Linked DNA regions of Mus musculus: region 1 is linked to region 2. Evidence: chromatin loops called from intact Hi-C (ENCODE). Cell type or tissue: gastrocnemius. All regions are shown on one strand.

Region 1 (4,000 bases), 280 kb after region 2:
CCAGTGGCCAACTTTCTTATGGGAACTGCAGAGCTGGAGGCAGGCATGGCTTCTCACCTCCGCTTGGTTTCTCTGGTTGCTTCCACCCTCAGGCTTGCTCCATTTGGATCCTGGGATTTGGAATGACCCAGAAACCCTTTCTGCCCTAAAATTGGGCTAAGCCAACCTTGACTTCCTGCCAAGGCCTCCGAAATTCTCCCCGTCCACCTGGCAGCCAACCAGGACACCTGCTTTCCTCAACTCGGCACCCCCTCTGAAACTAGTCTTTTCCTTGGGGATCCCTGTCTCCTTTAGACCTTTTTGTCTTCACTGCCAAAGTTTGGTCCTGATCACCACCCACCCTCCCTCCCTCCCTCCCTCCCTCCCTCCCTCCCTCCCTCCCTCCCTCCCTCAGGCCTGTACTGGCCTCTCTGTTTTGACTCCTGTGAAACCCCAAACAGTCCTTGTGATGGCTAGTTTTGCCAACGTAGCCAAGAATCACCTGGAAAAAGTCTCAGTGAGGGACTTACTTAAAGCAGGTTGGCCCATAGGCATGTCTGTGGAAGATGCTCTTGATTGCTTTAATTAATATGGGAAGACCTGGTCTGGAAGTTGGTGGCACCATTCCCTGGCTTTGGAACCTGGACTGTATAGGCAGAGAAAGGTCAGTGAGCACCCAAGCCTGTATGCATTCATTTCTCCCTGCCTATGACTGTGGACTTGGTGTGGCCAGCTGCTTCCAGCTCCTGGCACCTTGACCTTCTCTCCCACCCCATCCCCAGTTATGACACTCTGTAACCTGGCTCTCTCTAAGCTGCTCTCTGTCAGGTTTTTGTTACTGTTTGTTTGTTTGTTTTTTTTTTTTTTTTAATCACAGCAACAGAGATCACAGGTGTCCTTCATACTGCAGCCAGAAGACCCTGTTACTCTCCTCTGGAGGTGGTGTCCCCTCCTCTGTAGTGACCTGTCAAAGTCCTCCCCATCAGCCTTCAGTTGCTGTGAAGGGACACTGTGACTATAGCAACTGTTACAAAGGAAAACATTTAACTGGGGGTGACTTACAGTTTCAGAAGTTTAGTCCATTATTGTCATGGCAGGAAGCATGGTGGTGTGCAGGCAGACAAAGGTGCTGGAGAAGGGGCTGAAAGTTCTTCATCCTGATCCACAGGCAGCAGGAGAGACAGTGAGCCACTGAACCTTGGCTTGAGCTTCAGAGACCTCAAAGCCCACTCGTTGCCTAGTGACATACTTCCTAAAGCCACACCTCCTCCAGTAAGGTCACTCCCCCTAATAGTGCCATTCCCTATGAACCTATAGGGGTTATTATTCAAGTCACCAGAGTCAGCAAGTGCTGACCCGTTGGTCTCCTACAAGTAGCACTTTAAGCACCAATCAAAGTGCAGTGGGGGTGGGGTGTGGGACTCCCCCAAAGCCTGGCCCCATGAATTTACCAGATAACTTTTGAGTGTGCAGATTAGGTCTTGTCCTCAAGTGACCTTTAGAGACATATATTCAAATGGAGTAGCCCTTCCCAGGGCTGCCCTCTGCTTTAGGACTCAGTTTTTAGGACTCTCTCACTTGGGAAAGCAAGAAGGAAGTATTTTAGCCAAGTCTGTGGTGACACCTAGCGGTATGGTGCAGAACTGCCGGATTTTTTAAAACCTCAAATGCCAAAGTTAACTTTCAGTGCGATTTTGTAACATGTAGACTTATTTGTATGTATTTTACACAAGATGAAACGGTGGAGAGCATTGGCTGAGGATGCCTAGACACAGGTGGTGGCTAGATTTTAATCTAGGCCATATGGATCTGAAGCCTAAATCCTAGACTTTAGTTCCTCTATACCAGACCCTTCTGAGGACGTGAAAATTCATACCCCTGGCCTCACGCAGAACACAAATATATAATCTTTGAAAGGAGCCGGGAGATGGAGGAGCAATGAGCTCAGGACTGAGGATCAGTTGTGGAGTGTGGGTTGGCAAAGATTGTGTTGAGGGGGCTGGCAATGAGTCCTGTTGGGATCCTGGACTGTGTAGGAAAAGGAGCTTGTACTACCCACTCTGCATCCTGATGGTGAGTGTGCCCTGACCTGATACTTCAAGTTACTGTTGCCTTGACTTCCCTGTGTCCATCTGTGAGCAAATACAAACCCTTTCTCCTTCTCTTGTTTTTTTGTCAGAGTATTTAAAAAAAAAATTCTTCTCTCATACATTGTATCCCATCCACAGCACCCCCCCCCTCCAAGCATCTCCGAACAACTTCCCATTTTCACCAGATCCACTCTTCCTCCATCTCCTTTCAGAAAACATCAGGCCTCCAAGAGATATGAACCAAACAAGACCTAACAAGTTACAATTAAGATGAAACACATACTCTCGTATTGAGAGTGGAAGAGGCAACCTAGCAGGAGGAAAATGACTCCAAGAATAGGCAAATGAATCAGAGACACCCCCAGTCTGACTGTTAGGAATCCCACAAGAACACCAAGCTACACAGCCACAACACATATGCAGAGAACTGAGCTCCGATTCATACAGGCTCCACGAGTGTCACTTCAGCCTTTGTGAGCCCCCATAAACCTTGCTTGGTTGATTCAGTGGGCCATGTTCTTGTGGTGTCCTTGGCCCCTCTGGTACCTACAGTTCTTCCTCCCACTCTTCTATGGGGTTTCCTGAGCTCTGCCTAATGTTTGGCTGTGGGTCTCTGCATCTGTTCCCATCAGTTGCTGGGTGAAGCCTCCCTCTCTAATGATAGTTGGCCAGGCACTAATTTATGAGTATAGCAGAGTATCATTACTAATCATCTCATTGACTCCCCCTCCCCCCCCCTTGTGTTTGGGTCTATCCTAAGTCTCTGGGTGTTCAGCCTTTGGCTTCTGGCCATCCGGGCTCTCTTGCTGGACCACTGCCTGGAGTGTTACAGCTCTTAGAAAAGAAGCAATGAAGTAGCTGAGGTCCTGTGTCTCTTGTCAGCTACTGTGACAGTGACAGAGATGGTGTGAGCCTGCCCAGCCAGGCAGGTCCAAGATCCAGCCACCGGTGAGTGCTTTGGGAGAGAGAACTCTTCCCCAAGAGTTCAGTAAAGACAGCCACTCTCAGATGATCCTCGGTGAAATAACGTGTGTGCTTTATTTCATGTGGATAGGGGCTATATAAACCCTGAGTGGGGTGGGATTTAGGGGGTAGGTGGTTCCTATTGGCTGAGTTTGAGGTGTTAGTGATGCTTTATTTGCATGGGGAAGGACACCAGGTCTTATATTACTTGACTGACTGCACATGATCATCTTAGCGGGGTGCCTTTGTTATCTGTTCCAGAGTAGGTGCAGAATCATGGAGAAAGCCGTTCAACTCTTGATCTCAAATCTGTGACATTCTTGGCTTCTGAGCTCACTCAGCCTTACCAGTTCTTCTGTCTGGTCTGGTGGCACGCCCCACATCTCCTATAAGTACAAACCATATTTGTCTTTTTGAGTCTGGGTTACTACACTCAGAATGATTTTTTTTTTCTCTAGTTTTATCCATTTACGTTCATGTCAGTCTGCGACTGCCCCACCAATGGGCATGATCTCTTGGGGAGGTGGAATGAGGGGAGTTTGACTGTGCTTATCACATCCATTGTGAGTGCCAGGCTGTTCATAAGCACTGATACACTGCTCTAGGGGTGGGAAAGCGCAGTCTGAGATGTGGGAAGAGCAGAAGCTGGTTCAGGGGTCTCCATACCTGCGACAAGGCTGGGGCCATGGGATTCTCAGACTCTTGGACATTCAGATATTGCTGGGTGTCATAGAAGAACAGAGAATGGAGTCAGGGAGCTGAGAGCTGGTGCTGGGGCAGCGTCTAGCCCAGGACCAGGGGAAAGGGGAGCACCAGATTGTCCCATGGGGATGATTGTCTTAGCTTGTTGGAGGCAGGCTTTGTGGCGGCTATGGCTAGGATGCAGAGAGGCCTTCTACGGAGAATCGAGTTGTTGCAACTCTGTGGTCCAATGCCTTTTCCCTGTCTCCCCGTGGGGATCTTGATGA
Region 2 (4,000 bases):
TCGGTATGCCTTTCACAAACTGCTGGAACCTCTTCTAACTCTGTGTCCGCCATTCCTTTCCTAGATATCTGTTTCAAATGAGACCAAAGAGCTCCTGCTGGCAGCAGTGAGTGAAGACTCCCCCATTGCCCAGATCTACCATGCAGTTGCAGCACTCAGCGGGTTTGGGCTTCCCTTGGCATCCAATGAAGCCCTCGGTGCCCTTACCGCTCGCCTCGGCAAGGAAGAGACTGTGCTAGCGTAAGTTGTCGCTTTGAAGACTTTTTGAGGTTTGTTTGTGTTGGTTACTGACCTGAGAATGCTTTTTCATTTCTGCAGTGCACATTTCTAGACATCTGCTGTGAGCCAGGTGCTCTGCTAGATGTGCAGACACTGTTGTGATTGTGGGGTAGGGGGTCAAGGGGCTGGGGCTGTATTTGCAAGTGGAGGCCAGAGGTTAACAGCAGGTATCTTCCTCAGTCACTTTCCACCTTGGGTTTTGTTTTGTTTTTCTAATTTTAGGTAGGGTTTCACTATTTATACCTGGCTATCCTAGAACTCCCTGTGCAGTCCCGGCTGACCTTGAACTCACAGAGATCTACCTGTCTCTGCCTCCCAAGTGCTGGAATTACAGGCATGTGCATTCTACCTTGTTTTTTGAGACAAGCTAGCTAATGAGCTCCAGGGGTCTTTCTGCTAGTGCTGGGGTTACAGACACACTGCCTTCTCCATCTTTTCCATGGGTGCTAGGAGTCTGAACTCACCACGCCTGCATGGCAGACACGGACCAACTGAGTCGTCTCCCCAGTCCCAGGGACTGGCACTTGAATTAAGGCAGCAAGGTCCAGTCCTTGACCTTGTGGAATTCACATAGACATATCTGTTCATAAGGTGTTCAGGCAGAGGCCAAGGACTGAGGCAGTGTAAGCCCACCATCCCACATAGACAGGAGGCTGGAGCAAGGACAGTGAGGGCTGTGAGCTGCATGCAGTTTGTGGAGAGGTTAGGCCAGGTTTGCTGCAGTGTTGGCACTAGGGTTCTGTGGAGAACAGGCTCTTACTGGCTTCTTGGGTGCTGTGAGAAGCTGCATCTATTGTGGGCACATGGTGGGTTCTCAGGGGATAATATATTCTGCAAATCTGACTCTGGTCCTCTGCAAAAGGCATAGGTGATAAAATGATTTACCCCACACATGAGAGTGTGTATGCCTGTGTGTCAGATGCTCTTGAGGGCATGGATATGGAGAGCAGAGGTGAATCGAGGTATTGTTCCTCAGGAGCAGTCCATGTGTTTGTTTGTTACTGTTGGTTTTGCAAGACGGGGTTTCTCTGTGTAGCCCTTGCTCTCCTAGAACTCACTTTGTTCCTTCCGGTTCTTGGCCTGTTTTGAGTTCCTGGCCTGATCTCCTTTGATGATGAATTATGATAAGGAAGTATAAGCCAGATAACCACCCCCTCCCCCCCCAGTTGCTTTTGTTCATAGCAGGTTGATGGTACCAACTCCTCCTTTCAGAACGTTGGGATTAGGGACTGGAAGTGGTGAACAAAGGTAAAACACTTAGTTTGCAAGACCCAGTACCATAAAAACCAACCCAAAAGGCCCAGTACCATAGAAACTAACCCAAAAGGCCTTGTAGGAGCGGCTGAACTCTCAGGGGGCTTCTCTCCTTACATTGTGACTCTTCTGTTTTCTGACTTGTCATCTTAATAGAATTAGCTTTCCATGGTGGGAATCTAAATTGTTATGCTCTCAACACAAGAAGACAGATTCTTGCTCTACATTCCCTGACACTTAAAAACACAGGGGCTCAGGCATCAGTGCTGAAGTTGCAGACCGTTTGACCACCAGGGGGCCTCAGCTGCCCACATTTTACCTAGGGAACTGGTTATGTTCTCCGTCCAGACAGTCTGCATGCAGAAAAAAATAATAACTAATTAAAAAATGACATGAGTACATGAGTATAGCCACATTCCACCTTAAAATGTTTTCTTGTTATTGTTATTTAGGGGTGTGTGTGTGTGTGTGTGTGTGTGTGGAGGGAGAGGAATGCGCCCTGTGACACACATGTAGAAATCAGGGGACAACTTTTTTTTCCTTTTTTTTTGGAGACAGTATATAGTCCTAGCTGTCCTGGACCTCGATATGTAGCCCAGGATGGCCTTGAATCACAGACATCTACCTGCCTCTGCCTCCTGAGGGCTGTGATTAAAGATTAGTGTACCAACATACCCAACAAAATGTTTTTCTTATAGAATAATACTTTTTAAAAAATGTTCCTCCTCCTCCTCCTCTTCCTCCTCCTCTTCTTCTTCTTCATTTGATTTTATGTGTGAGTGCACAGGCACTGTTGATGTACATTAGAAGAGGGCATCAGATCCCATTACAGATGGTTAGGAGCCACTGGGAAGTGAACTCAGAACCTCTAGAAGAACAGTCGGTGCTCTGTTGAACCGTCTCTCTAGCCCCTAGAATGTCCTCTTAGTAAAAATATGTGAGTAAAAAATGAAGAATGAACCGGGCAATGGTGGTGTACGCCTTTAATCCCAGGACGTGGGAGGCAGAGGCAGGCGGATTTCTGAGTTAAAGGCTAGCCTGGTCTACAGAGTGAGTTCCAGGACAGCCAGGGCTACACAGAGAAACCCTGTCTCGGAAATCAAAAAACTACAACAATGAAGGGCTGATATGTGCCACAGTATGGATGAGCCTCAAAAGCCAAAGATAAAAGGTCACATAGTAGGGGCTCTGTCCCAGTGGTAGGATGCTTGCTTGGGATGCCCCAGAGCCAGAAACTGATGCTCAGCACTATCCCAACAAGATGACTACTATGCGACTTTATTTACAAGACTATCCAGAACAAACAAGTGTGTAGAATTGTGTTGCTGGGAGATGGCTGAGGTAGACACCATGGAGAGGAACTGCTTAAGTTCCTTAGTTCCAAATAGAGTCCTGCTCAGGAACTCAGGGAAATGTTCTTACATGAACAGGGATGGTGGTTGGACGTTATGACTTTAGTAAGTAGCTCTGAATTCACTTTCTTTTGAATTTTGGAGAGTAAGGAGCTCGATATACAGCTCGGTTGATAGGATACTGTTGGAGGACTGCAGTGGGTAGAATGCTTCCACAGCATGCTTAAGGTCCTGGATTTTAATTCCCAGTACTACATAAACCAGGTAATGGTATCCATCTGTGATCCCAGGACTCAGGAAGTGAGGCAGGGGGACCAGGAATTCAAGGTCATCGTCAGCAAGTTTGAGGCCACCTCCGAAAATACAACAATGAAGTTTTAAAAATTGAGTAAAGACTGATACATGTAGGTAGTATAGAGTCATTGCTCATAAGAATTAAGTATGTATTATACATGTATTCTCATACAGAGAACACTAAATACATGTTAGAAGAACATGAGACTAGGTGAAGACTAAATCTGTGCCCTTCTATCCTGCACCTACAGCCCTTGCGTCAGGATGCTGGGAGCGCAGGAGGGAACTTAAGCACCAGGTCTCCCCCTTGTGTGCCTTAGTCTTAGGAAAGTTGCTCCAGCGTCTGCCCAACAGTTTACAAACGTGTTTCTTTAGCCTTGAATAAGATAGACAGACGACTGACAAGCCGTTTCAGGCTAGCATAAGTCGTTTACAAAACAGAGGAGAATGCCTTCCTATGCATTAAATCTTAGACCTAGTGTTCTACTCTTTTCCTTCCAGAACGGTCCAGGCTCTGCAGACAGCGTCCCACCTCTCCCAGCAGGCTGACCTGAGGAACATTGTAGAGGAGATTGAGGTATGAATCTGTTTCTCCAAACGAGTCTCGGAGCTCCTGGCTTTTCTTGCAAGTAGATGTGGCCGGTTTCTTACAGCCAGCTGTGTATCTTTTACATTCATGGCTATTGAGTCCAGTATGCTTTTGTTCTTTGTATTTAAGCAATATATCCTAGAGAATATTTGTTAGACTAATATTGGCCACAGGTTATGGAACCAGTAAATCTAAAACTCAAATGCTTTTCTCTGCCAGTTACTGCTTTGTA

What was found. Peaks named below come from ENCODE experiments on the same cell type or tissue, not always from the same donor. Only the 100,000 strongest peaks of a DNase experiment are listed, where the experiment ranks them.
Region 1: it touches region 2 in a loop (9-fold over the local background); 24 of 42 quality-filtered maps call a loop at or near these places.

What each region holds. Positions count from the first base shown.
Region 1 is chr2:157,570,113-157,574,112 of GRCm38, forward strand. No RefSeq gene overlaps it. Among named protein-coding and RNA genes, the nearest start is that of Blcap, 5.8 kb to the left of the region's middle. In gastrocnemius, a CTCF peak has its summit at 1,607 (motif pointing left); DNase peaks (open chromatin) are centred at 178, 1,536 and 2,877.
Region 2 is chr2:157,290,473-157,294,472 of GRCm38, forward strand. It overlaps Rpn2 (ribophorin II), which reads left to right. Exons shown (of 17, transcript NM_019642.4): 4 at 65-240; 5 at 3,681-3,756. Among named protein-coding and RNA genes, the nearest start is that of Mroh8, 13 kb to the left of the region's middle. In gastrocnemius, no CTCF peak of the experiment used is centred here; a DNase peak (open chromatin) is centred at 1,832.